Regions from separate parts of the Mus musculus genome. Here region 2 is linked to region 1. A link is a loop called in an ENCODE intact Hi-C map of the cell type or tissue named here. Cell type or tissue: gastrocnemius. All regions are shown on one strand. Each heading gives the region's core, and the rest is flanking DNA. Links, peaks and the distances in the headings are about the cores only.

Evidence for each region. Hi-C counts contacts between places; a loop is a spot of excess contacts. Peaks named below come from ENCODE experiments on the same cell type or tissue, not always from the same donor. Only the 100,000 strongest peaks of a DNase experiment are listed, where the experiment ranks them.
Region 2: a loop joins it to region 1, with 5 times the contacts of the local background. A loop is called at or near these places in 12 of 42 quality-filtered maps.

What each region holds. Positions count from the first base shown.
Region 1 is chr13:113,264,186-113,279,432 of GRCm38, forward strand. No RefSeq gene overlaps it. Among named protein-coding and RNA genes, the nearest start is that of Cspg4b, 21 kb to the right of the region's middle. In gastrocnemius, for the core only: a CTCF peak has its summit at 5,767 (motif pointing right); a DNase peak (open chromatin) is centred at 5,796.
Region 2 is chr13:113,662,980-113,678,226 of GRCm38, forward strand. Gm34586 (a long non-coding RNA gene) reads left to right here. Exons shown (of 6, transcript XR_382933.3): 2 at 8,142-8,275; 3 at 9,187-9,393. Hspb3 (heat shock protein 3) reads right to left here and starts at 697. Exons shown (of 1, transcript NM_019960.2): 1 at 1-697. The coding sequence starts at 513. The coding sequence ends at 49. In gastrocnemius, for the core only: a CTCF peak has its summit at 6,941 (motif pointing left); a DNase peak (open chromatin) is centred at 6,932.

The DNA.
Region 1 (15,247 bases), core at 4,642-7,141:
CACACACACACACACACACACATCCACAGTCTCCTCCTTAAGTCTTCAACACTAATTAAGTTTCTTGACCAGTAGAAATCATCTTCTTTTAAAAACAAGAACATGAGCCAGCCCCAGTGGTACATACCTGTAATCTTGCTCTTAGGAAGTTGAGGCAGGAAGATGGTGAATTAGGCTATACAGTAAGGCCTTCAGTGAACAAAAACAAACAAACAAATAGAAGGGATTTTTTCCCCCTTTCTTCTCTCGGTTCTTTTTAGATAAGTCTGTAAATTTGAAAGCATTCATCATGTTTTGATATTTTCCTGGGCTGGTAAATAAATAAAAAAAAATAACGAAGATAGAACATTTTCTGTCTGTAGGGGCCTTAAAATTGAATGCAAGATGCTGAATTAAATAGAGCAATACACCATGAAAAAAAAAGGTTATGGAGTGATCTTTGACGGGGCGGGGGGGGGGGATTGTAGTCAAGGAGACCACAGAGCTCCCATGAGTAATGGAAGCCCAGGTAGACTGAGGTAGGTTGAAGCCAAGAGAAGGAAATTCCATTTGGGTCAACGATGCTTCTTCTGTTTTCTCTAGCTCTCAGGTATACTCTCCATTGGCAGTTTCACTTGAAGTTCACCAGTCATAAAGTTTTATCTCCGTCAAATACTCCAGCAAATTAAAAGAGCTGTGTCTGAGCATCCCTCTGCAGAGCCCTCAAAAATATTTGGGGATTTCAAGTCTCCCTAGACTCTTTGGCTATTTCTGGCCAGATGTTGAAACTTTGTTGGACAAACAATGCTTGTTCAAGAGGCTAAGGTCACAATCAGGTTGTTTTGTTTTGTTTTGTTTTGTTTTGCTTTGTTTTGTTTTTAGAAGAGCTTAAACAGCCAAATAAGCAGAAGGCGTAGCCCTACAGAACCCAAAGGGCTTAGGTAAGTGAGAAGATGCCTGTAAGTGAGAAGATGCCTGTTATGCAATTTGCTCTTGTTGTCTCTTCTGTCCAAATATACAGAGCCTCTTTTGTAACACAACAGCCTTCTATTTCATTTGACTGGATAAAGCCAGCTTTGTACAAGGAAATTGAGAGCTTGTCAACTGAATTTTGCCTAACCCCACTAGAACACAGACTAAACCGCCATTTCTGTTTCTTTTCTTAGAAGTGAGCTCTAAATTCGGTTTTATTTCATAGCATGCACTGGGCATGGGACTCGGTCAAAGATGACACTTTAAGGTACCAGATTTTCATCAAACAAATGGCGCCCCCAAGTGGCACAGCTTGTTTCAAGATCCAGCATCGTTCGGCGGTTCCTTGGGAAACCAGTCTTTTCCTTTTTAGAATGATTATTTCTGATTGTGTGTACGTGGATGTGTTTGTGTATGGGTGCCAGCCGGAAGCCAGAGGCACCGGATGCCCCTGGATCAAGAGTTAACCGATGTTTGTGGTCCACTTGACGTGGATGCTGGGAACCCGGCTCAGCAACCCTGCAAGAACAGTTAGTGCTCTTAACTGCTGAGCAGTACTTCCAGCCTTTAAAGTCCTGATTCCTAGAAACTGGAGAAATTATTTTGAAACAAGCACATCATCGGTTAGGTCTCTCACCACCATCACCTCCGCCGCCGCTGCCGCCGCCACCACCACCACCACCACCACCACCACCACCACCACCACCACCACCGCCACCACCACCGCCGCCATCATTACCAGCATTTTGTTTGCTGGCTAAGCATCCTCCCTATTATCAAGCGACATCTCCAGCCCCAATGGTATATTATTCTTTAAGATGGCTCTGTGAATTCTTCAACTTTAGCTTTTAGTTTCTGGAGAGCTTGAGATGTTTCTTCCTCCTCGCTGCCATGAGAAAGTAGCTTAGATTCAAACGCTGATGTTAGTAGAGGCATCTAAACTTTTGATATGATATCATCTACAGATGTGTTGGGACATATTCACAGCTATTGCGGGATGCAGGCAGCCCAAAGGCTGAAGCATGGACAAACCTGATTGGATGGTTTCTCATGTGAAGGGCTAGGCTAATCTAGAATAAACATTCCCAGTTGAATTAACACGTAGGCAAAGAGAGGACGCTAGAGAAAATGGGTAATAATTTGAATCAGCATGTGCAGGCCTTGGTCTTTCTGCAACACGTGTGGTCTTAGGAAGGAACAATGGCTTTTGCGTATGTGGGTGGTAAACGATGCTGAATGCCTTGATTTAGACTGCAGTGCCAATGATGGAGTTACTGGTGGAATGAAGAGGCACGTGAGCTGTTCTTTCTCAAGGCTGACTTTGAACATCAACTCTCTGAGGCAGCGCAAGTTGATGGAAAACCATCCAGCAGACCTCCGTTCTCCAGTGGACTGGGAATGAAGTCAGTGGTAAGATGGAGCAGCTACGGGGTGTGGCTACTCTCATTGCTACTCTAAGGAGAACAAGGAAGTTGCCGCTGTGCTGGCTAGACCTGTACAGGTAGCCACGCTGATATAGCAGACAGCATGGAGGGCCTATGCTTCATGCTTTAGTAAATGTCTAAATGTGTGTTTGAGGGTCGGGGGTGGGGGTGGGGAGAGAAGGACAGCACCCGGAAAGGGTAAGACATACTTAATAACTCTTGCAAAGACAATACTCAGCTGCACTATTCACGTTGTCCACTAGAGGGCGGGCCTACTCAGTATTCCCCATCTGGAATCCCAGAAGTAGATAGAGTTCACTGTCTATACAGAGTATCAGGGTTCCTGCAGGAAAAAATATCCTAATATCTCCGACCAGATATCATTCTTGTGACATGAAATCTCTATCTTGCACAGTGCAGAGTATTTATCAATATTTTTGACCACGAAAAGCCAGCAGACATGACAGTAAATAATCTCCAATTGCTAATTATATTCTGGGGAGGAAAAATTACCCTTAACCGACAATCATTTGCATATTGTATTTCAGACTTGTGTATTAGTTATTCGCTGTTATAAGGCTCAAACATCTCTTTTCTCAAGACTCTTGTTTAGCCAAGAGCCAATGAGCAAAGCTGTAAAAAGACACAAGTCTCCACAATTTCCCAGATACAGGGGGTCTGATTAGGGCTGTCATATATGATATGGGGTTACATCCTGTTGGCACTCACTATGTGCTCTCTGTGTCTTTCAGAGTCTTCCTCCAAGAGTTCAGACCACAGGAAGCAAGGTGTTTTGTAAATTGACTTTACACTAGGGGTTGTGGTCATTTGGAATTTGACATCAACCACTGTGTTGATGGATGTGTGCATTTAAAATGAGGAACTGGCCTGGAAGAGAATATTGTGTAAGAAAGTGAGTCTGTAGTGTAAGAACTGCAGGGCCCGCAGAATCTGAAGACAGAGCTACTAATAGTATTTATCCCAGAGAGCCACTAAGTGAATTAAACACTGTACACGTGTCTGGAGAAACGTGCATACTTTTGAAAGTCTCCCACCCACAACACACACACACACACACACACACACACACACACACACACACACACACACTGTTTCTCAGTGTAGCTCTGGTTGCCCTGGAGCTTGTTCTATGGGGCCAGCCTCTCCTGGAACACAGAGATCCACTGATGGCAGATGGAATTAGAGGTGTGTGCCACCAGGGTCTGGCCCAGCATTGAAATGTCTTTTGTTGTGAGGGAGTTTGGCAGTTTGGAGACAAAGTTGCAAGGTCGACTTCCAATTAGTCTCCATTGAAAGGAAGATGGGTGCTAACCATGAGTGAACAATATCATGGTTTGTTTCTATTTTAGCAACAGTCAGTGCCATGTTGTCTGTGTGTCAAATTGATTAAAGATGTTTATATAACAGAGATTACGGTAGTATGTGTTACCACAGAAACAGAAGGAAAAAGTGAAAGCAGCTAGGTGTGTACCTCGAGTCCCCCCACTGCGGATCAAAATAAGCTCAACAAAAGCATCAGCTCACGGACCTTAAATACACACCATAAAGTATACCCACACCACAACCCGTAGACACTTCATGACTACCATGTATAACATTATTTCAGTATTCATTCTAGTAGTGATGCATACCTCATTAATTCATGGACATATAACTGACTACGTTGGATTCTAAATGGCAATCTAAATCTCCATGGATAATTCCTTGTCTCTAATCTTTAATCATTATTAACAACACTTCAATCTATTCAAGGCAATCTACTTAAAAAAAAAAAAAAAACGTAGGTTACAGCAGTCAGAAAAAAATAAAACTAAAAGCCACCCAGAAACAGTCAGAAACCCATGATCAGCACTGCCTGTCCTTATGTTTAACACTGTGCTGGCTTTATTCAAAACACAGTTGCACAAGGGTATCAGCTCCAGGGTCTTTAAGGACTTCACACACTATATACACATATCTTGCGCGTGCCCTGACTCGCCAGCAAGAACGACGCTGCAACAGGATCCTTCTGTACACGTTTATTGGGAGAGCTTGATTGCAGAGGCGAAGAGACCCTAAGCCCAGAACTGGTGCTGCTTATATAGGCCTAGGAGAGGCGTGTCTCACACCTGGATTGGTTATGCATGGGTTGTGCTTACCACCTCATTTGCATGCCTACATCTGATTGGTTAACTTGTCTCTCATCTGATTGGTTAACTTGTTTCTCATCTGATTGGTTAATTTTGGTTAATTCTCAAAACCTCATCTTGGCAAAAAAACTTTACTGCCTATGTATGTGTGGTGGCCAGCGGTAGCCAGCACCACCCTGCAATGGCACATGTGGCTTCCCACACACACATAGTACGAAGAGTGCTTAAACAGGACCTGGAACTTCTACAGAATAGAAAACCCACCCTTGCTTATTTGCATAAAATGCCGCCCACAAAGTTAAATATGTCTTAGTGGTTATCTGGAGGCTTTATAGTAAAATCCTCACTAGTGTAAATCCTGCATCAGACACAGAGACAAGATAGAGGACTGACCCAGGGCAGGATTTTTTAAAATTTAGTTTTAAAACTTGCATTAATGGGCGGGGGTGCACGCCATAGCATGCAGGGGATGGCGAGGACTACTTGTGGGGTCAGCACTCTCCTCCCACAGTGTGGGCCCTGCAGATCAAGTCTGGATCATTGGGCTTTGCAAAAAGTGCTTTTAACCACCAAGTAGTCTCACCATCCCAGAGGTGAGATGTTTGTTTGTTTGTTTTTAGAGCAGACAAAGTAAGTCCAAATCTCCCAGGCCAGTGTTCCACGTCGCACACTTGGCAGGTCTCTGTGCTTCTCATAGCATAGAGAAAGTAGAGGCTTCTGAGCTCCGGGCCCTGTACCTGGAGTAGTGAACAGACTCTGGTTAAGTGCACCTCTGCTTTTTTCTTAGCAAATCCCTCCCTGCGTTTGGATGTTGTCCAACTCTCTCCTCCCTCTTCCTTTCCCCCTCTCTCCCCCTCTCTCCTCCTCCCTCACTTTTTTCCCAGACAAGTCCGAATTCTAGAACTCCCTTCCCTAATCTTAAGATCTTTTTACCCTACAAGAGATACTTGTCAAATCCCAACTCTTTGGCGCGGTCCTTACACCTGGTCTTTCTTCCTCTTAGCAAGCCGTCTGTCCATTCTGGGCATGACAATGACATTTCAGTCTCTGGACGAGGTAAGGATGCTTCTCCCATCTAGGGTGGTTCTATCCTTCAAATGGCATTATCAGCCTTCCTCTATCTCTTGTTCCACCTTTCACGAAACCTTTCAGCATCTCTGAGCACTCATAATAGACCTCTTCATGTAACTGTATCCAATACATCTCATTCTCTCTCCATCAGGACTACCTCGGGGTTAGGAACGCAGCTGCGCTCTACTTCCTGCAGGTGGCACCAGAGACACGTGGATCACAAGCAGGCGGGAGAGGGTTGTGGAAAAGCCAGCAGGCCTCAGAAATGTCTGAGGGAGCACAAACTCTGGTAGCTGGGGCTGGGGCTGGGGCTGGGGCTGGGGCTGGGGCTGGGGCTGGGGCTGGGGCTGGGGCTGGGGCTGGGGCTGGAGTAGGGCAGGCAGGGGTCCGGCAGGGCATGACTGAGAGGTGTTCTCCCTGGGACTCTCCTCTCACCCAATTGCAGGGAGAAAGTAGGACTTAGTCATATATGTGGGTTGAAGAAGGGGAAAGCAAAACAGGGATAAATGGGTCTTTGGAAAGCTCAGCTCAACAATTTCCTCTCTTCTCTGCATTTCTGAGAGATCCCCAAATGTCTCGTGTGGCTTCTTACGTTTCTTTATCCAGAAGGCAGCTTTGTGTTAGCATGCATATTCAGCAGAATTGCTGCTTTCCCTAACGAGGCCTGGGGCCTGTTGGTATTGTGTCTGAACCCCGGGCTCTTCAGCAGGGGAGGGTGCTGGAGACAATGTCTAGTTGTCCTATCACCGAGAAGTTCACGTATTGAATGCCATAAGCTACACAGGAGTGTTGTGACTCAGCGCCGGGCTTCTGTGTGGGACCTCCATGCAAATCTCACGAGTGGGTCTGTGGGAAACAGCCCACCATTCAGACCAGCTATGTGGATTTTCACCACATATGGTATACAGGTCCACATTCCAGCCAGTGGCCTGGAAGATACTCAATTCCGAGACAATATAGACGGAAGATAGGGTGTCTGACCCTTAGAATTTATCAAAATGGGACGATTAGGACAATCCCCATCTTGGCTATGAAGAGAGTCATCTTTGTGTGCTCTGGGCTACTGCAAGGGCTCTGTAAAAGTTTAGGTACAATGAATGGCCCAGTGATTCAAGTCATTGTGGAATGTCAGACCTGGGAGGGACTCTGAGGACTACCTCCTTTTATGAACTAAGGCCTTGGGAATGCCAGAGGTGGTTTGACCTCTATAATGCCATAAAGCCATATGATAGCAACATTTTCTGCATTCCTTCAGTGGGGAGCTATTTCCTGGTGGCGGCACAAGAAGAAGCGATAATCAGGTGAGATATGAAGGCTTCTGCAGCCAAATTCCTCAAGTGTATAACATACCATGAGCTTTCAGTGTTCAGTCTCTCTGTCTCTGTCTCTCTGTCTCTGTCTCTCTGTCTCTGTGTCTCTGACTCTCTCTGTCTCTCTCTCTGTCTGTCTCTCTCTCTGTCTGTCTGTCTGTCTGTCTGTCTGTCTCTCTCCATATGATTTCTGACCTCCTTCTCCTCCTTTGTCCCTACATGCTGCTTTTTCTGAGGAAACTTAAAGCCCGTGACCGTGTCCCCTGGGTAAGTTGAAACCGAAACTGAAGTTCTTAGTGCTGGTAAATGACACATCACCGATATGAACTCTGGATTCTAAACATGGTGAAAGAAGAGACTAGTGATTCTTAACGAAAGGACTGTCGTGTAGGAGGTGAAACACAGTGACGGACGGACACTTGCTACCCTTGCAGAAGACCTGAGCTTGGTTCCCAACACCCATGTTGGATAGATCATAACTACCTGTAGCTCCAGATCTGATAGCCTCATCTGACCTTTGTGGCTACTTGCACACACACACACACACACACACACACACACACACACACACACACTAAAATAAATCTTAAAACAAATCAAAACAAAAAGACTGTCCTATAGCCAAAAGTGGCTGAAATAATAATTTGATGTATTTTCATTTTCGCTTCATGAGCAGCCAACCAAGCGGGTCGTCGTCTTTGCATCTGTGAATCTCTCTCCTGATCGAGGTTTACACCTCTTAGTTTATAAAAGCTGAGGGGGTTCTGTCTATGTTCTTTCTCCTTGAATCCCTTGGAGAGCCAAGGAACAAAGCCAGAGCAGAAGCAGAGGGACCAAAACAGATTTCTCTTCAAATCAAAAGAGATTACCATGAAGTAGGGATAATGTCTAAGAATGACAGGACAGAAAACATCATGACCATTACCACCACCACCACCATCATCATCACCACCACCACCACCATCACCATCATCATAAAAGGTGTTGTGAAACATAATTAAAGCTGACCCCGAGGAAGGTGACAGGGACCTTACTGCTAGACTAAAATGGGCCTAGCCAAGGGTGAAAGACCCGCCTATGGGCTGAGCTCAGGTTCACAAATGCTTCAGCCTCAATCAGAGAGAATCCACTCCTGTCTGTGTGGTGCGGTAATATTTTTAAATATGTAAATTTCTAGATCTTTCCACACTTGGGTACTCCATTCTCTTCTTGGTAGTTTTAATGTCTTTGAAAAGTATAACTTTTTACTTTTTAATATATGTGTGTTCATGTGCTTCTGTGTGTGTGTGTGTGTGTGTGTGTGTGTGTGTGTTCATGTATATGTGTATGGGCAGGTGAGAGCACACACGTGAAAATGTACATGGAAGCCAAGGGGCAAACCTGAGTGTCATCTTTATAAATGACATCCACTATCAGATTTAGGATTGGTAAAAATCCTTTCCCAATCTGTTGGTGGCCTTTTTGTCTTTTTTTTTTTTTTTTCCATTTTTTATTAGGTATTTAGCTCATTTACATTTCCAATGCTATACCAAAAGTCCCCCTTACCCACCCACCCCCACTCCCCTACCCACCCACTCCCCCCCTTTGGCCCTGGCGTTCCCCTGTACCGGGGCACACAAAGTCTGCGTGTCCAATGGGCCTCTCTTTCCAGTGATGGCCGACTAGGCCATCTTTTGATACATATGCAGCTAGAGTCAAGAGCTCAGGGGTACTGGTTAGTTCATAATGTTGTTCCACCTATAGGGTTGAAGATCCCTTTAGCTCCTTGGGTACTTTCCCTAGCTCCTCCATTGGGAGCCCTGTGATCCATCCATTAGCTGACTGTGAGCATCCACTTCTGTGTTTGCTAGGCTGTTGGGAGCCGCGCCCACATTCGCCGTTACAAGATGGCGCTGACAGCTGTGTTCTAAGTGGTAAACAAATAATCTGCGCATGTGCCGAGGGTGGTTCTTCACTCCATGTGCTCTGCCTTCCTCGTGACGTCAACTCGGCCGATGGGCTGCAGCCAATCAGGGAGTGACACGTCCTAGGCGAAGGAAAATTCTCCTTAATAGGGACGGGGTTTCGTTCTCTCTCTCTCTTGCTTCTTGCTCTCTTGCTTCTTGCACTCTGGCTCCTGAAGATGTAAGCAATAAAGCTTTGCCGCAGAAGATTCTGGTCTGTTGCGTCTTTCCTGGCCGGTCGTGAGAACGCGTCTAATAACAATTGGTGCCGAATTCCGGGACGAGAAAAAACTCGGGACTGGTGCAAGGAAGATCCCTCATTCCAGAACCAGAACTGCGGGTCGCGGTTATGAAGTGTTCCCACAACACAGACTGTTAAGAAGGATTCAACTGTATGAATTCAGAACTTTTCAGCTGGGGAACGAGAGTACCAGTGAGTATAGCTTTACGAGGTAAGCCTGGCCTTGAACTTTCTAAGGAAATTCAAGACAGTCTATCAGAAGTAAAGTGGAATATGTTTGGCCTTGAATTTTTTCTGGTGTTAGGAGCCCTTTTGTTCCTTTTCACATGTTATCAAGTGGTTAAGGCAGGGCGGATTCTAGATGAAATTCAGGACAAGCTATCAGAAGTAAAGTGGGGAGAGAGAGTAGGAACAAAGAGGAAATATGGTACACAAAATAAGTATACAGGCCTTTCCAAGGGTCTTGAACCCGAGGAAAAGTTAAGGTTAGGTAGGAATACCTGGAGAGAGATTAGAAGAAAAAGAGGAAAAAGGGAAAAGAAGAAAGATCAATTAGCGGAGGTCTCTAGGAAAAGGAGCCTGTGCTCATCGCTGGATGGGCTCGGGGAGCCAGCTCTTAGTAGCTCTGAAGCAGATGAAGAATTCTCCTCTGAAGAAACAGACTGGGAGGAAGAAGCAGCTCATTATGAGAAAAAAGGGTACCAGCCAGGTAAAGTGCTAGCTAATCAGTTAAGGAAGCCAAAAGCGGCTGGCGAAGGCCAGTTTGCTGATTGGCCTCAGGGCAGTCGGCTTCAAGGTCCGCCCTATGCGGAGCCCCCACCCTGCGTAGTGCGTCAGCAATGCGCAGAGAGGCAATGCGCAGAGAGATGCGCAGAGAGGCAGTGCGCAGAGAGGCAGTGCGCAGACTCATTCATTCCCAGAGAGGAACAAAGGAAAATACAACAGGCATTTCCAGTCTTTGAAGGAGCCGAGGGTGGGCGTGTCCACGCTCCGGTAGAATACTTACAAATTAAAGAACTCGCCGAGTCGGTCCGTAAATACGGAACCAATGCTAATTTTACCTTGGTGCAGTTAGACAGGCTCGCCGGCATGGCACTAACTCCTGCTGACTGGCAAACGGTTGTAAAAGCCGCTCTCCCTAGTATGGGCAAATATATGGAATGGAGAGCGCTTTGGCACGAAGCTGCACAAGCGCAGGCCCGAGCAAACGCAGCTGCTTTGACTCCAGAGCAGAGAGATTGGACTTTTGACTTGTTAACGGGTCAGGGAGCTTATTCTGCTGATCAAACAAACTACCATTGGGGAGCTTATGCCCAGATTTCTTCCACGGCTATTAGGGCCTGGAAGGCGCTCTCCCGAGCAGGTGAAACCACTGGTCAGTTAACAAAGATAATCCAGGGACCTCAGGAATCCTTCTCAGATTTTGTGGCCAGAATGACAGAGGCAGCAGAGCGTATTTTTGGAGAGTCAGAGCAAGCTGCGCCTCTGATAGAACAGCTAATCTATGAGCAAGCCACAAAGGAGTGCCGAGCGGCCATAGCCCCAAGAAAGAACAAAGGCTTACAAGACTGGCTCAGGGTCTGTCGAGAGCTTGGGGGACCTCTCACCAATGCAGGCTTAGCGGCCGCCATCCTCCAATCTCAGAACCGCTCCATGAGCAGAAATGATCAGAGGACATGTTTTAATTGCGGAAAGCCTGGGCATTTTAAGAAAGATTGCAGAGCTCCAGATAAACAGGGAGGGACTCTCACTCTTTGCTCTAAGTGTGGCAAGGGTTATCATAGAGCTGACCAGTGTCGCTCTGTGAGGGATATAAAGGGCAGAGTCCTTCCCCCACCTGATAGTCAATCAGCTTATGTGCCAAAAAACGGGTCATCGGGCCCTCGGTCCCAGGGCCCTCAAAGATATGGGAACCGGTTTGTCAGGACCCAGGAAGCAGTCAGAGAGGCGACCCAGGAAGACCCACAAGGGTGGACCTGCGTGCCGCCTCCGACTTCCTATTAATGCCTCAAATGAGTATTCAGCCGGTGCCAGTGGAGCCTATACCATCCTTGCCCCCGGGAACCATGGGCCTTATTCTCGGCCGGGGTTCACTCACCTTGCAGGGCTTAGTAGTCCACCCTGGAGTTATGGATTGTCAACATTCCCCTGAAATACAGGTCCTGTGCTCAAGCCCTAAGGGCGTTTTTTCTATTAGTAAAGGAGATAGGATAGCTCAGCTGCTGCTCCTCCCTGATAATACCAGGGAGAAATCTGCAGGACCTGAGATAAAGAAAATGGGCTCCTCAGGAAATGATTCTGCCTATTTGGTTGTATCTTTAAATGATAGACCTAAGCTCCGCCTTAAGATTAACGGAAAAGAGTTTGAAGGCATCCTTGATACCGGAGCAGATAAAAGTATAATCTCTACACATTGGTGGCCCAAAGCATGGCCCACCACAGAGTCATCTCATTCATTACAGGGCCTAGGATATCAATCATGTCCCACTATAAGCTCCATTGCCTTGACGTGGGAATCCTCTGAAGGACAGCAAGGGAAATTCATACCTTATGTGCTCCCACTCCCGGTTAACCTCTGGGGAAGGGATATTATGCAGCATTTGGGCCTTATTTTGTCCAATGAAAACGCCCCATCGGGAGGGTATTCAACTAAAGCAAAAAATATCATGGCAAAGATGGGTTATAAAGAAGGAAAAGGGTTAGGACATCAAGAACAGGGAAGGATAGAGCCCATCTCACCTAATGGAAACCAAGACAGACAGGGTCTGGGTTTTCCTTAGCGGCCATTGGGGCAGCACGACCCATACCATGGAAAACAGGGGACCCAGTGTGGGTTCCTCAATGGCACCTATCCTCTGAAAAACTAGAAGCTGTGATTCAACTGGTAGAGGAACAATTAAAACTAGGCCATATTGAACCCTCTACCTCACCTTGGAATACTCCAATTTTTGTAATTAAGAAAAAGTCAGGAAAGTGGAGACTGCTCCATGACCTCAGAGCCATTAATGAGCAAATGAACTTATTTGGCCCAGTACAGAGGGGTCTCCCTGTACTTTCCGCCTTACCACGTGGCTGGAATTTAATTATTATAGATATTAAAGATTGTTTCTTTTCTATACCTTTGTGTCCAAGGGATAGGCCCAGATTTGCCTTTACCATCCCCTCTATTAATCACATGGAACCTGATAAGAGGTATCAATGGAAGGTCTTACCATAGGGAATGTCCAATAGTCCTACTATGTGTCAACTTTATGTACAAGAAGCTCTTTTGCCAGTGAGGGAACAATTCCCCTCTTTAATTTTGCTCCTTTACATGGATGACATCCTCCTGTGCCATAAAGACCTTACCATGCTACAAAAGGCATATCCTTTTCTACTTAAAACTTTAAGTCAGTGGGGTTTACAGATAGCCACAGAAAAGGTCCAAATTTCTGATACAGGACAATTCTTGGGCTCTGTGGTGTCCCCAGATAAGATTGTGCCCCAAAAGGTAGAGATAAGAAGAGATCACCTCCATACCTTAAATGATTTTCAAAAGCTGTTGGGAGATATTAATTGGCTTAGACCTTTTTTAAAGATTCCTTCCGCTGAGTTAAGGCCTTTGTTTAGTATTTTAGAAGGAGATCCTCATATCTCCTCCCCTAGGACTCTTACTCTAGCTGCTAACCAGGCCTTACAAAAAGTGGAAAATGCCTTACAGAATGCACAATTACAACGTATTGAGGATTCGCAGCCTTTCAGTTTGTGTGTCTTTAAGACAGCACAATTGCCAACTGCAGTTTTGTGGCAGAATGGGCCATTGTTGTGGATCCATCCAAACGTATCCCCAGCTAAAATAATAGATTGGTATCCTGATGCAATTGCACAGCTTGCCCTTAAAGGTCTAAAAGCAGCAATCACCCACTTTGGGCGAAGTCCATATCTTTTAATTGTACCTTATACCGCTGCACAGGTTCAAACCTTGGCAGCCACATCTAATGATTGGGCAGTTTTAGTTACCTCCTTTTCAGGAAAAATAGATAACCATTATCCAAAACATCCAATCTTACAGTTTGCCCAAAATCAATCTGTTGTGTTTCCACAAATAACAGTAAGAAACCCACTTAAAAATGGGATTGTGGTATATACTGATGGATCAAAAACTGGCATAGGTGCCTATGTGGCTAATGGTAAAGTGGTATCCAAACAATATAATGAAAATTCACCTCAAGTGGTAGAATGTTTAGTGGTCTTAGAAGTTTTAAAAACCTTTTTAGAACCCCTTAATATTGTGTCAGATTCCTGTTATGTGGTTAATGCAGTAAATCTTTTAGAAGTGGCTGGAGTGATTAAGCCTTCCAGTAGAGTTGCCAATATTTTTCAGCAGATACAATTAGTTTTGTTATCTAGAAGATCTCCTGTTTATATTACTCATGTTAGAGCCCATTCAGGCCTACCTGGCCCCATGGCTCTGGGAAACGATTTGGCAGATAAGGCCACTAAAGTGGTGGCTGCTGCCCTATCATCCCCGGTAGAGGCTGCAAGAAATTTTCATAACAATTTTCATGTGACGGCTGAAACATTACGCAGTCGTTTCTCCTTGACAAGAAAAGAAGCCCGTGACATTGTTACTCAATGTCAAAGCTGCTGTGAGTTCTTGCCAGTTCCTCATGTGGGAATTAACCCACGCGGTGTTCGACCTCTACAGGTCTGGCAAATGGATGTTACACATGTTTCTTCCTTTGGAAAACTTCAATATCTCCATGTGTCCATTGACACATGTTCTGGCATCATGTTTGCTTCTCCGTTAACTGGAGAAAAAGCCTCACATGTGATTCAACATTGTCTTGAGGCATGGAGTGCTTGGGGGAAACCCAGACTCCTTAAGACTGATAATGGACCAGCTTATACGTCTCAAAAATTTCAGCAGTTCTGCCGTCAGATGGACGTAACCCACCTGACTGGACTTCCATACAACCCTCAAGGACAGGGTATTGTTGAGCGTGCGCATCGCACCCTCAAAGCCTATCTTATAAAACAGAAGAGGGGAACTTTTGAGGAGACTGTACCCCGAGCACCAAGAGTGTCTGTGTCTTTGGCACTCTTTACACTCAATTTTTTAAATATTGATGCTCATGGCCATACTGCGGCTGAACGTCATTGTTCAGAGCCAGATAGGCCCAATGAGATGGTTAAATGGAAAAATGTCCTTGATAATAAATGGTATGGCCCGGATCCTATTTTGATAAGATCCAGGGGAGCTATCTGTGTTTTCCCACAGAATGAAGACAACCCATTTTGGATACCAGAAAGACTCACCCGAAAAATCCAGACTGACCAAGGGAATACTAATGTCCCTCGTCTTGGTGATGTCCAGGGCGTCAATAATAAAGAGAGAGCAGCGTTGGGGGATAATGTCGACATTTCCACTCCCAATGACGGTGATGTATAATGCTCAAGTATTCTCCTGCTTTTTTACCACTAACTAGGAACTGGGTTTAGCCTTGATTCAGACAGCCTTGGCTCTGTCTGGACAGGTCCAGACGACTGACACCATTAACACTTTGTCAGCCTCAGTGACTACAGTCATAGATAAACAGGCCTCAGCTAATGTCAAGATACAGAGAGGTCTCATGCTGGTTAATCAACTCATAGATCTTGTCCAGATACAACTAGATGTATTATGACAAATAACTCAGCAGGGATGTGAACAAAAGTTTCCGGGATTGTGTGTTATTTCCATTCAGTATGTTAAATTTACTAGGGCAGCTAATTTGTCAAAAAGTCTTTTTCAGTATATGTTACAGAATTGGATGGCTGAATTTGAACAGATCCTTCGGGAATTGAGACTTCAGGTCAACTCCACGCGCTTGGACCTGTCGCTGACCAAAGGATTACCCAATTGGATCTCCTCAGCATTTTCCTTCTTTAAAAAATTGGGTGGGATTAATATTATTTGGAGATACACTTTGCTGTGGATTAGTGTTGCTTCTTTGATTGGTCTGTAAGCTTAAGGCCCAAACTAGGAGAGACAAGGTGGTTATTGCCCAGGCGCTTGCAGGACTAGAACATGGAGCTCCCCCTGATATATGGTTATCTATGCTTAGGCAATAGGTCGCTGGCCACTCAGCTCTTACATCTCACGAGGCTAGACTCATTGCACGGGATAGAGTGAGTG
Region 2 (15,247 bases), core at 5,887-8,386, 400 kb after region 1:
CTGGCTTTCATCTTCCTTCCTGGGGTATGAAGAGCAACCAAAAGGCTTTCACTTGGTCCCTAGTGAATCTTTGACTTCCACCACCAAGATTCCATCATGACAGAGGATGGCAGACAAATCTTTGGTTTCGACTCCATCTGGCAGTTTGTACTGTCTGGTGAAACTCCGCGATATAAACCCGTGTTCGTCCATTCTGGTTCCGTGCTGTGCCTTGATCAGCAGCCAGCCCTCGAAGGTCTGGATGATGATGTCCTCGGGCAGGAACTGGACCACATCCAGCAGGATCTGGAAACGGGATTTGCCTTCTCCGGGTGGCTTCTCCGTGGAGGCTGAGTCCTCTGCCAGAGCCTGTGGCGTGCCTGCGCCTCTGGCTTTACTCAGGTCCTCGATGGTTGGCCCGGGCAGTGCGTATAGTGTATGATCCAGTCTGCAGTCTTCTAAGCCTCGAGCTTCAAACTCCTCCTGATAACGCACTGGGGTCTCTATGAGGTGCCTCAAAATGATTTTTGCCATAGCAGAGGCGACTCCAGCGTTGAACCACTTCCCTTCCGTGAGTGTCTAGTCTCTGGCGTTGCCTGCGGACTCGATTCTTAGTCCTAGCAGCTCCGTTTACAGTCCTGCCCAGACGGCAGCTTAATTGGGGCTGAATCAGACCGGCACACTGACTCTTGTCTTTTCACACACACTGACAATGAATGGCTATTTATAGCCGCCTCTGCGAGTTGCATTTAGCTCACAGCCTGTACAAGTGGGCCAGGCAGGGATCGCACTTGCACGCTCCCTTAGCCTTGGCAGGCCTGTCTGCCTTGTTCACCCCAAAACACAAAGTAGAAACCAGAAGCAGCGCTTGAAGATCACACCGTGTGACCTGCAAAGTGTGCAATCATCTCAGTACAAGCCTCTCCCTCTGCCTGAAAATTCCATTCGGGGAGAGACGATTCTAACTCTGGTTTATGAGAAATCAATCAATTTCAAACAGCTACTAAACTCCAGCTAAGTTCGGATCCTATTCCGTTCTTTTTACTCTTTTGTGCCTAAAGGACACCTGAACCACATCAGCTGGTGTTTGTACATCTGACTCGGCAAAATGAGATGGGATGACTAAGCGAGAAGACTGTGCAACTTCAGAGGGAGCCTGGGAGCTCAGGACTGACAGAAATAGTCAATAGCAGAGGGCAAAATGCAAAGCGTTCAACTATTTCATATTAAGGTTCAGAAAACAAAGAATGAATCTAATCAACACCATGCTATTGAATGGGCAAAGACACTCACTGCACATCATTTCTCAACTAGAGCACCCTTTCATTGTCCTTCCACTGGCCAAGACTGAGGCAGCTGCCGCGGAACTTCTTCAAGATGTGCTACATAAAAATAGAGTCTGCCAAGGTATTTTATATTATTTGTGACTATTGAGAAGGGTGTTGTTTCCCTAATTTCTTTCTCAGCCTGTTTATCCTTTGTGTACAGAAAGGCCATTGACTTCTTTGAGTTAATTTTATATCCAGCTACTTCATTGAAGCTGTTTATCAGGCTTAGGAGTTCTCTGGTGGAATTTTTAGGGTCACTTATATATACTATCATATCATCTGCAAAAAGTGATATTTTGACTTCTTCCTTTCCAATTTGTATCCCCTTGATCTCCTTTTGTTGTCTAATTGCTCTGGCTAGGACTTCAAGTACAATGTTGAATAGATAGGGAGAAAGTGGGCAGCCTTGTCTAGTCCCTGATTTTAGTGGGATTGCTTCCAGCTTCTCACCATTTACTTTGATGTTGGCTATTGGTTTGCTGTAGATTGCTTTTATCATGTTTAGGTATGGGCTTGAATTCCTGATAAGAACTTCAAGTCTCTAAAGAAAGAAATTAAAGAAGATCTCAGAAGATGGAAAGATCTCCCATGCTCATGGATTGGCAGGATCAACATTGTAAAAATGGCTATCTTGCCAAAAGCAATCTACAGATTCAATGCAATCCCCATCAAAATTCCAACTCAATTCTTCAACGAATTAGAAAGGGCAATCGGCAGATTCATCTGGAATAACAAAAAACCGAGGATAGCAAAAACTCTTCTCAAGGATAAAAGAACCTCTGGTGGAATCACCATGCCGGACCTAAAACTGTACTACAGAGCAATTGTGATCAAAACTGCATGGTACTGGTATAGTGACAGACAAGTAGACCAATGGAACAGAATTGACGACCCAGAGATGAACCCACACACCTATGGTCACTTGATCTTTGACAAGGGAGCTAAAACCATCCAGTGAAAAAAAGACAGCATTTTCAACAAATGGTGCTGGCACAACTGGCGGTTATCATGTAGAAGAATGCGAATTGATCCATTTCTATCTCCTTGTACTAAGGTCAAATCTAAGTGGATTAAGGAACTCCACATAAAACCAGAGACACTGAAACTTATAGAGGAGAAAGTAGGGAAAAGCCTCGAAGATATGGGTACAGGGGGAAAATTCCTGAATAGAACAGCAATGGCTTGTGCTGTAAGATCAAGAATCGATAAATGGGACCTCATAAAATTGCAAAGCTTCTGCAAAGCAAAAGACACCATCAATAAGACAAAAAGGCCACCAACAGATTGGGAAAGGATCTTTACCTATCCCAAATTGGATAGGGGACTAATATCCAATATATATATAAAGAACTCAAGAAGGTGGACTCCAGAAAATCAAATAACCCCATTAAAAAATGGGGCTCAGAGCTGAACAAAGAATTCTCACCTGAGGAATACCAAATGGCAGAGAAGCACCTGAAAAAATGTTCAACATCCTTAATCATCAGGGAAATGCAAATCAAAATAACACTGAGATTCCACTTCACTCCAGTCAGAATGGCAAAGATCAAAAACTCAGGTGACAGCAGATGCTGGCGAGGATGTGGAGAAAGGGAAACACTCCTCCATTGTTGGTGGGACTGCAAGCTTGTACAACCACTCTGGAAATCAGTCTGGCGGTTCCTCAGAAAATTGGACATAGTACTACCAGAGGATCCCGCAATACCTCTCCTGGGCATATATCCAGAAGATGTCACAACCGGTAAGAAGAACACATGCTCCACTATGTTCATAGCAGCCTTGTTTATAATAGCCAGAAGCTGGAAAGAATCCAGATGCCCCTCAACAGAGGAATGGATACAGAAAATGTGGTACATTTACACAATGGAATACTACTCAGCTATTTAAAAAAATGAATTTATGAAATTCCTAGGCAAATGGATGGACCTGGAGGGTATCATCCTGAGTGAAGTAACCCAATCACAAAGGAACTCACACAATATGTACTCACTGATAAGTGGATATTAGCCCAGAAACTTAGGATACCCAAGATATAAGATACAACTTGCCAAACGCATGAAATTCAAGAAGAACAAAGACCAAAGTGCGGACACTTTACCCTTTCTTAGAAATGGGAACAAAACACCCATAGAAGGAGTTACAGAGACAAAATTTGGAGCTGTGACGAAAGGATGGACCATCTAGTGATTGCCATATGCAGGGATCCATCCCATAATCAGCTTCCAAATGCTGACACCATTGCATACACTAGCAAGATTTTGCTGAAAGGACCCAGATATAGCTGTCTCTTGTGAGACTATGCCGGGGCCTAGCAAACACAGAAGTGGATGATCACAGTCAGCTATTGGATGGGTCACACGGCCCCTAATGGAGGAGCTAGAGAAATTACCCAAGGAGCTAAAGGGAACTGCAACCCTATAGGTGGAAGAACAATATGAACTAACCAGTACCCGGGAGCTCTTGTCTTTAGCTGCATATGTATCAAAAGATGGCCTAGTCGGCCATCACTGCAAAGAGAAGCCCATTGGACTTGCAAACTTTATATGCCCCAGTACAGGGGAACGCCAGGGCCAAAAAGGGGAAGTGGGTAGGTAGGGGATTGGGGGGGGTAGGTATGGGGTACCTTTGGGATAGCATTGAAAATGTAAACGAGGAAAATACCTAATTAAAAAAAAACAGAAAAAAAAATAGAGTCTGGGTGCTGGGCAAGTGTTCTGCCACCGAAGTACATCCCTGCCTCATCACCCAGCTCCGGCTACATTCAAGGCTTTACAGGCCTGCAATAGACTACCCATAACTCCACCATCAGCTATGTCAATGACAGTCTAATCATCTTTATTTTCTTCAAGCTGCCCATGTTTGAAAGGAATATATACTAGTTGTTGATTGTTTGTTTCTAATTATCTTAAGGGTACATGTAGGGTAACTTTTCTGAACTTTGCTTCCTTAATTCTCAAAGAAAGCTGTATTACTCTCAGGAAGGCAAAAAAAAAAAAAAAAAAAACCTAGTTTTTATGGAAAGAGAGAGAGAGGATAGGACAGAGATGTACATATAGAGAGAGATTATATAAAACCTCAGATACTGCATAACTGTACAATGGTTTGTGGGGTCTCTATAGTCATAGGTGTGTCTGTGGCCTTACGTATTAATGAGAAAGATAGGCAAGAACTCTAGTGGAAAATAAAAACTATCCCTAGAGATGGGGCAAAGAGACAGTAATGAAAAGATGAGGCACACTACCTAGTCTCCTTTGCTAATTGCTTACTAAGACTTCTGTGACTCAGTGGATCATGTAGGGGATGCTAATTACAGGTACTCGGGGTCCGAGAGAGTTTTCTAGAAAGAGCCATGGAATGTTCTGTCTGGGGTGCTTGAGCCAAAGAGAGCATCGTGATTCCAGAAGACGAAGACACCTGCACCACTGTAATGCAGACTTTAAAATAAGAAGGAGGGCGTTTCGGTTGGAGTGTGAGAGTTCAGAATCAGAGCAGGAAGCCCAATGCTTGGTTAGTTGTTTAAGAAGTTGTCTTAAAGAGAAAATCAATTCTTTATATTTTGATCATCAAAAGGCCAGTTGAGGAATTATTTTTCAAGGGAAAAAATTAGATTCTAGCCTAGAATAAAGGTGTTAACTCAAATCTGTGCCCTCTCTCTCTCTCTCTCTCTCTCTCTCTCTTTCTGGCCACATCTGTAAGAAACATGTTTGCCACCATGAGCCACTGAGGACACAGATGCATACCTGGTGACGGTCATTCAGGTTTATGACACAGAGACCCTCTGACGACGGTGCTCGTAACCCCCTGAACTGATTTCCTAGTCCTAGGTTGACTACAAATGAGAGGCTAAAATATGCCCACTTAAATTTCAACAGTATTGGGCAAAGTAGAGGCCAAATTGTATTGTCTCGGGGTAAATTTACCTTCTGTATAATTTATCCTTTGATTTCTCTGACTTTGACTAGCTGTGTCTGACTTTGAGCAGGTGAGAGGACAGAGTGGGAGAGGCAGACAGAAGCATGGCTCAGCCCATGGATTAAGAGGTGAAGGGTAAGGAGATTAGGCTTAGCAGCAAGAGTCAGTGGCAAGATATCAAATAAGCCATAATTTTTCAGAAACTAATCATGGCCTTCAAGTTACAGTCTCACATAACCTGGGTGAAGAGGAGTAGAACCAGCCAGGGGCTGCCATGGGTTTGAATTCATTTTAGAAAGACAGCTTTTAAAAACCAGACTATTGGCCTGCCTGAAAGAATGGATTGGCAAGAGGTCTTGGTGTACCTTAGTGGATGCAGTCTGATCCCTCTGTGGGCACTAGTCTGTTTCAGATGTTTTCTTTAAAGCCAGTATGCAGTGGGAATGCTAAGGGTTCTTTGGAGAGTCGGTTGTGTTGGGTGGTGTTTTGCTGAGGCAAACACACGAAGGAAAGTTTCACTGAAGCAGACACAGGAGGGAGGATGTTCTGCTAGAGCAAGCACGTGAAAGGACACGTGACGAAGGAGTATTTGCTAACAACACACACGTATTGGTCTGCCTCATACTGTGTAGTTCAGCTCCAGTTGTTGGGACTCCCTGGACTTGGGTTGGTAGGATGCATTTGCTAAAGCAAGACAGGTGTTGAGGCAAGACCTGTGCTGAGGCAAGACATGTGGAGGACACCTGATGTTTGGAGGGTATAAACAGGACTCACTGAATGGTAGAGAGAGGGAGAGCTTAGCTTGCTGGTACAGCTAGCTGTGCAACTCTTATAGATCTTGTGTCTTCACTGATCTTAGCTTCCCTGAGAGAGGCTCGGCTGAGAACCTCTCCTGGTGTCTCTGCAGGTCCCTCCTGCTGACTCAAGCTGAGGCTAGGTTATGTCGCCCCTGTTGCTAACCCATCTCTTCTGAACTGGACTGCTGGTGTATCCTTGAAGTGTTTGTGAATGGATCAAGCTGCTGCTGCCTGCTAACCAATGACCTGAACTGCCAATTTCCAGACAACACATTCGAGAGTTGCTCCAAGAACCTTTCTAAACAGGTCCACTTCCCCCATACCCTTTCTTTCCCACTGCCTCTGGTGGGTGGTGGGCTAACAGGGAGGTTAAAGTATCTAAGAACTGTCCTAGGATTTAAAACCCAATCCCAAGGCTGACCTCGGCCTCCGTACACACTTGCACAGACACATGGGCACACACACACACACACACACACACACGTTCCCTTCAGTCCTTTTCCTTAGCTGTTATCTATGAATCTGGTAAAACTAATTTTCTGGGAGGAACAGCTTGGTGAAATTCAGATGGTACGTAACTGAGTAAACTCTGAATTTCTGGACACAGAAGAGTGCTTTTGACTATGCCACTAAATACTCAATCACCCTGTCTACACTCCTCCAATGAGACCAGTACGTATGCAGCATCTGTCTCGGTCCATTTTAAACACTCCTCTATGAAGAAAGGCTTCTAACATGTCATATGCTCCTTTGAATGTCTATATATTTTTAAATGTAGCAGAATATGTTAATTCAGACGAGAAAGAAGCAGATCTCTTCAAGATGTAAAGTGAACTACGAAACCAAATCCAGATTTAGTGTGATCTGTGGTCTAAAGCGGCTCATTTTTTAAATGTTGTGACTGCCACCTGGTGGCAGAGACTGGAATTTCAGGAGCGGAAGGCTGATTCTTGAGAATTAACTAATTCGGAACAAGCAACTCTTAGACTTTCTGAGTGAGTGGAGAAAAGATGGAACAGGAAAAATTTGAAGGATAGATTTTGAACTCTTGCTTTCTGATCGAAAAGCTACCAAGCTAAGAATATGTGTACCCTGCATAAGTGTGGCCATAAAGATATTAAAGCCGTGTGATCAAAGAAAACACTTAAGCAGCACAGTGGGGTCGTTACTTTGCCCTTTACCACCTGAGCCAATGTCAAGTCACAATCTCTCAGACACTCGTTCTATCCCTCTCTCTCTCTCTGTCTCTCTGTCTCTCTCTCTCTCTCTTTGCTAGTAGAATGGGAAAACACACCTTTCAGATTTGCAAGGAGGTTAGAAAAATAGAACACGGAATGCATAAGATAGAACCTTATGCACAGTAAATGTTCAGTCAGAGCTAGATGATATTTAGAATATAGTATCTTCAAAAAAAGACCAAGGTCCTTTGGAGGAAAGATGATTTCATACAGACCCATTTCAAGCTAATGGGTTGCCCTGCCATGTTTCTTTAAACGTTCATTGGGGTCTTGAAAAAAAACGCTGGCTGTTACTGGATAACACCGTAAGCTCTGGAGCTGGTTTAGACCAGGCCAGACTTAGGAAAGTACTGACTCGATGCTGAAGCCACGGAGCTGTCCTTATCAGCCAGGATCGAATGGTTGTCTAAGTTCCTTCCCACATCTGACCAGAAGCCCTTTGGAGTTGGTAACATGATTCTTGGGCGTCTGGGCCGTTGATCCTGAGAACCTCAAGTCTGCTTTTTCAACCCTGAGGGGAATTCCAAAGAAATACTCAGTACCTGTAGTTCACACGTGGTGGTTTCCAGGGCCTTCTGAGTTCTCTCTTCCACAACAGAGTTCAGCTGAGAGGTCGGGTTAAAGAAAGTGTGGAATTGGAGACAGCGGGGTAGAAGAACCAATGAGTACGGCGAAGAGAGAACCAACGGAGAAAGATTTCAGTGAGCGCGGGAAGAGAAGCAACAGTGTCCGATCCCGGTTCCCAATAAGACACTGCAAAGGAATGCACTGAGTGTATAAGGCTCCTTTGAGGTTCAAAAAATAGAGAAAGAAAAAGCGTTGCCTTTGCAGCCTACCCAGGTGTTCTCTAAACACTGTAATTTCTTCTTTGTGGGTCGGTGGCCCAGCTGCATCTTTCCCACGCACCTCGTGACCATCTCCAGCACTGACCTCCAGCCACTAGGCTCACAAAGAGTTGTTTCAAAAGCACCTTTTTGTGGCAGGATTCTGGGATCGGATCTAAGAAGCCAGTTAACTAAAGGTAAGAAATTTATCCCCAGAACGCTGGAGGAGAGATTTCACACCATTTCTCCTTTCCCAAGCCAGGAATGATGTCCTTATTCAATCCTGATTAGTTGGGTGTGTCCCACCAAGGCTCGGATGCTGGGGCGTGGGTCACAAACTAGTGGCGCTATTTTGAGAGTTCCTGTAAACTTTTGAAGATGGCACATCGCTAGAAAAAGTAGTCCATTGGGGGTAGGTCTTGGGGGGGGGGGTGGAATCCTCTCCCTATCCCTTTATGGTCCACCAAAGAATGAACAGCTTCCTCCTCCACATATTTCTCCTACCTACCATAAAGTTTTGCACCACAATAGGTGCAAAAACAGGGGTCCCTATTGCTGTGGACTGAGTCCTCGGAAGCCATCCCAAAGAAATTGTCCCTCTCTTAACCAGCTTGCCTAGGTAATTTGGAACTGGAATCCCAGGATATTAGGGTTGTTTGTTTGTTTGTTTGTACTTCTTTTGAGGCACACAGTGAATACTTCCCAGCATGCCTTGAGACAGTCGAGATAAAACAGGTGTCTTTGTGTCTCCTTGACCCTTTATTTAGAGGATTCAGACTCATCAAAAAGCATTGCCTTAGAGTTGGGAACTCCCTATAGACAGAATAAAAAATGGCTGAGAATCAACTCCCAAGCTGTTATTGGCTTGCCACTGTGTCTTGGAAAATAACATAGATCGTTTGGATACAGCTTTTTTTTTTTCTTTTTTCTTTTTCCCCCTAAAGCCGGTCTGAGTAGATTTCTGTTAGACTAGAAACACAAACACAGGTGGTCCAGGACTTGCTGCGGTTTGGCTTGATGACGGTGTAAAGGCACTCCCGTTCAGTAGAAATTAGACATCTGTTTTTCCTGCACTGGTGACACACAACATTGTGCTTTCCAATTCCAGGCAGCCATGTGATTACGAGGAGCAGTGCATAGCCTTCCCCTCTGCGAATCAGACAGAGAGAGCCTCACCACCCTCTGAGCTTACAGAAACATCTTGATATTATCCAAAAAGGCATTGGTTCTGTGTTGCTGTTCCAGGTCTCTACAGCTGAGATAAGGATGAAGGACCATCTTGGCACTAACTGAAGTCTGGAAGATCGAAGAGTATGTAAGTTGGGTTCCCAGCAGGAAACAGGGCCTCTTAAAACTGAGAAATTCCAAAAATAAAACATGTATAGTAGCAGGAATAACTTGGGAATGTAGGAACAATGCAGGTTTTAGGGGCAATAAGAGCAGAGAGCCAGCAGCCTTTAGGGTCTGGAGAATACAATCCTTCCAGGGTTAGTAAGAAAGAGAACCCTTACAACCTTGAGGCCTAGACAAACTGAGCAGAGGAGGTGGCTAATGTAATCCAGAGTGAGCACTTTGGAGAAAGGCCAGTGGAGCAGGAGCTGTGACCCTCAGTGGAGAGACAGATAGACAAGCCCCGTGTCCTGTCTGAGATTCAGAGACTAAAGTCTCTAACAACATAGTCTGTCTCTTGCCAATTCCACAAGGAATCCAAGCAAGGGACTCACTGAAACAGTCCATGTGGCCTGAGCCCTGAGCACAAAACACAAAGGTAGCTTTGGAGAGGCAGCAAAAGCTAGAGAAGACATGTGACAAGTCTTCATGCACTACCATAAACACATGCACTACCAACCAACCAACAACCAACCAACCAACAACCAATTAACTAACCAACCAACCAATCAACCAACCAACAACCAATCAACCAACCAACCAACAACCAATTAACTAACCAACAAACCAATCAACCAACCAATCAACCAACCAACAACCAATCAACCAACCAACAACCAACCAACTAACCAACAACCAACCAGTCAACCAACCAACAACCAATCAACCAACCAACAACCAATTAACTAACCAACAAACCAACCAACCAACATCCAACCAATTAAACAAACAACCAACAACCAACCAACCAACAACCAATTAACTAACCAACCAACCAATCAACCAACCAACAACCAATCAACCAACCAACAACCAACCAACTAACCAACAACCAACCAGTCAACCAACCAACAACCAATCAACCAACCAACAACCAATTAACTAACCAACAACCAATCAACCAACCAACAACCAATTAACTAACCAACAAACCAATCAACTAACCAACCAACATCCAACCAATTAAACAAACAACCAAACACCAACCAATCAGGTGAGTTCCCCAGGGAGTATTTCTATGGGCTTTACAGGCTGGGCAGTCAGGTTACTCCCTATGAGAAAGAAAAAAATGAAATGTCCTCCTCAGAGGACTCCAGCTTTGCATCTCAGTAGTGAAATGGAATCAGTGAGGCCCCTTTTTGGTCTAAGAACAAACAGACACCTGGGTTCATGGGCACCTGGGTTAATCAGCTTAAGAACAACCCTGTTTTCCACACTTCCTGGCACAAGTGTGTGGGAATTTATGGCACACTCACTTTCAGCGAGAGCGAGACAATACACATCATGATCTGGGGCCCTTTAAAGGCTACAATAGAGGAAGACCTTGTCCATCTGAAAGTGTGAAATTTGAAATGCCCCCAAATCTGAAACTTTTTCCACCAACACGAGACTAGGAGAAAATCCCACACTACCAATCTTTATTCCATGCAAAAATTGGCTAAAATACTGTGTAAAGTTCTATGGCTATGTGTATAAGGTATAACTAAAAATCTCAAGTTCACACTTGGGTCCTACTCTCAAGATACCTCTATCTATCTACCTGTCTGTCTGTCTGTCTGTCTGTCTATCTGTCTGTCTATCTATCTATTCCAAATGAGGTACAAATAATTTTTGGTTCCAAGCATTTTGAATACAAGATACTCAGCTTGCCTACGAATGAATGGGCTATGTGTCTGTGATTATGAACTCTCAAGAGCTCTGCAATACAGAAATTAAGATTAAAAACACAAACAAAAAAAGTCTATGATGGGCATAATGCCACTTGAAAGGGTCAATAAAACTGCTGAGCCGTTCCCAGTGACCGGTGTGCACAGCAACCCTTCTATCCCCACCTCCAGCAGCATCTGCAGGACCCCTAGGGAACCTGAATGGCAGACCCTTTCTTTCTGCGCAGCACTCCCTTTTATAGGAGCCCGTGAGAGCATCTGACACTGTAACATGCAACATTGTTTCTGATGTGAAGGGGCTGCAGGTGGCAAGGCCTTTCACTGGTTCCTATTCTGTCTCAACTCCCGCTTTTAAACATAACAAGATTTGCTAGGTGGCCTGAGATCTTCAGTGTTCCAAACCTGAAATAATCTACACCCTCTAGTGAGCCCAGCTTCTTATTGATGGGATCAGTATTAAGAGATCTGTGCTCATAGATCAGGAGTCTCATGGCTACTAGGCCTTTTCTACAGACATACCTGGAATAAGAATATACAACCTTAGACCATTTTCTTCTCTTCCCCAAGAAAACTCTACACAAAGCATTCCTCATTAGCCTATTACCCCACTCACATTTTCTAACTATAATTGTATGTATTCGTGGGGGAGACGGGGTGTGTGCACATGCTACTGTGTGCTTATAAGAGGACAACTGTCAGGAGTTGGTTCTCTCCTTGTTCTGTGGGTTCCAGAGATAGAGCCGGGGTCATCAGGTTTGTGTGACAAACTCTCTTACCCACCGAGCCATCTTACTAGCCTCCCACTTAAATTTTTATTTGTTTTGTGTTGTTTTGATTTGTTAGTAGAATGTTTATGTATATAACATAGTTATAGGATTAGCTTACTTTGTGGAAGATTTTAAGGGAACATTAAAGAGGTCACGTGACCATGTATTATTCTTTGCTGCCTGAGGTCATTTCCACTCACTACTCCTCTGCTGCCTTCCCTCTGGAGAACAGACTCCTTGATGAGTGGACATCAGCCTGTGGCCTGTATCTCTGGCTTCTTCCCAGTCCATCTGATCCTCCTGATCCCAGCTAATTCTCAAGCATGGCAGTGAGCCCTCTGGGGCCATTGCATATAGCATGTGACCATGTCCCTGGGGCTCAGCTTATAAGTTTATAGGACCTGGCTGGGATATCCCATCTGGGGTAGATCAGAGCTTTTCTTGGTAATTTGGAGATTCTGAACACTGCGTGTCTTAGTTAGGGTTTAACTGCTGTGAACAGACACCATGACCAAGGCATCTCCTACAAGGACAACATTTAATTGGAGCTGGCTTACAGGTTCAGAGGTTCAGTCTATTATCATCAAGGTGGGAACATAGCAGCATCCAGGCAGGCATGGTACAGGAGGAGCTGAGAGTTCTACATCTTCATCTGAAATCTGCTAGCAGAATACTGACTTCCAGACAGCAAGAATGAGGGTCTCAAAGCCCACACCCACAGTGACACTCCTACTCCAGAAAGGCCACACCTACAAACAGTGCCACTCCCTGGGCCAAGCATATGCAAACCATTATAACACCATGGCAAGTAGAATTCTAAAATAGTTCCCAAGACTTCTCTCCTGGTACATATCCTACACATCCATGTGACCCCTTCTGCTTGACTGTTAGAAGGATCTGAAAATATGGAGTATTACTTACAGAGCATTTAGAGGACAGAGGTCAGCATCAGCTGTCTTTCTTTGTACTCTACACCTTGCCTTTTGCAACAAGGTCTGTCAATGAACCCCTGGTTCGCTGGTTCAATACTCTGGCTAGCCAGAAAGCTCTGAGAAGCCAACTATCTCCAAGCCACCAGCATTCCAGTTACAGGCATGTGGCCCCCACCCCAGGCTCTGATGTGGGTACTGGGGATCCACACTCGGGCCCTCATGATTGTGAGACAGGCTTTTTTACTGACTGAGCCAGTGTTGCGATGTATTACAATAAATATAAAAGGAGTTCGCACTGAGGGAGCTGATTTAGCCAGACAAAATGTCCTTTAAGCAATAGAGAGTTTCTTTTGCCAGTTCAGAAAACAAGCAATAGCCACAGTGGACTGTCTATGGAGAAGGGGCTTAAGGGGCTGAGGTTCCGTCCAACAATCTCAAGGAACCGAATCCTGTCACTGGACAAGTTAAATGAACTTGGAAGAAGTCTCAAGCAGCAATGAGAACCAGCATTGAGATTCTATTTGCCTATACCCAGACCTGGACCCATGGGAGCAGATTACAAATGTGACTTCATTCGGGCTGTGAAGATGGCAGTGGCTAAGATTGATCTTGTAACGGTTCTGAGTTTGGTTCTCAGTAGCCACATGAGGCAGCTCACAACAGCCTGTAACTACAGCTCCAGGGGGCACCCATGCAACCATACAAGCCCCCCTCTCCCTTTCCCATCTCTTTACCCCTCTCTCTCCCCTCCTCCTCCCCATCTCTTCTCCCCTCTCTCTCTTATTTCATCATAGCTCTAGATACCAGAGTAGATAAAATACTGTCTGTATTGTTGTTCTTGGAGACTTCCACCCCACAAACTTTATGCATCATCATTAGGACAATGGCTTTTGGAACAAATGCCAATCCCCTCATCTAAAGCATAGTGGGTGTCTAAGGAGACACTGACATTTTGTAAACCATGAATTCACTCTCTGGGGCCAGAACTCTTACTCAGCCACTAAGGGCCAGGTATACATAGACTCTCCCATGAGCAATTCTTACCTCAAGGGGACTTAGGTATTCCTGGTGGCCTTGATGTCCACAGACTGCAATGCTCAGTGTTTCCTTTGAGCAGAGAATGGAATTAGGAGGATAAACAATGGAGCAGGCCTCCAGCCTCCTGTCATTGTCCTCAGATTCTGTTCAAATAGGAGATGAAGCCACATGTTCTCCACACTGACAGCTAAGCATCACAGAAGTGCTGGGGCCTCAGCCTTTCTCCGCAGCTCTAACAGGTCATATTGATCCCCGTTGGATCATCCTGAATTTCATTACGCATGTATCATGGTCTGATGTGGTCACTCTGCTAATCCCCTCATCCTGTCCATTTTTCTTGAGGAGGCTTCTCATTTGCATCTTGCTATGAAGTTAAGTATTCTCTATCCAACTTAGTTTCCTTTCTTACTTTTCTCTGCCACAGGCATTACCTGGCACATCTCTCATGCTCCTGACTCCGTCTCAATATCTGCTTCACAGAGAGCCTGGCTGAGTGAGCATCTGTAGTCATGTGTGAGATATGAAAAGAAGAGTGGTACAACCTACAGAGAGAGAAGGAAGGAGGTGTTTGTGTGTGCATGTGCACATGTGTGTGCAGTGTGTGTGTGTGTGTGCACTAGCACATGTGCCTGTGTGTGTATTTAAGTGAGTGCACTCATTCATGCTTGTGTGTGTGTGTGTGTGAGAGAGAGAGAGACAGACAGACAGACAGACAGACAGACAGACAGACAGAAACAAAAGATATAGAGAAAGAGAGGTAATTGGATTTTTATCCATGACGTCCATGAATACAATTGTGGGGTCCCTGGAATCACCTCACAAACCACTCAGACACCAATCTCAGTCAAACAGCGATGGTTTATTAAATGCCACACCCAAGACTGATCAATCAGGGCCACAGGTCAGACTCTGGATCTGACTGTGACCTTGAGTCAAGATTCTATAGGACTTTTTAAGCCAGAGATCTGCAAGTATCGGTACCAAGTTATTCAGTCAATCAGGACTTAGGGATAGGGGACTTCCTGGGGAACAGGTCTCTGCTGCATACTTATCCTGAGAGCATTATCCTTGGGGTAGTCAACTGTAGGAGGGGACTTGTAGTGTTTAACATTTATTTCTTGTCAACTAGGACAGGACTTGTCTAACATTCATGTCTTTACTTGCCAGTCAGGATATCAGTTACCCATGTTCATGTCTCTTTCTGTCAAGTAGGATGTCAGTTCCCAGGGAGGTCTTGGGAGCTTAAACTTTACTCAACACCAACTCAAAATGGAAGTCTTATTCTAAATAGTTTCTTATATTGTTGCATGCACCTCTTATGTTGGGGTCCATCCCAAGGGCAGCTTATAAAATCAAAGACCATAGATGCTTATACA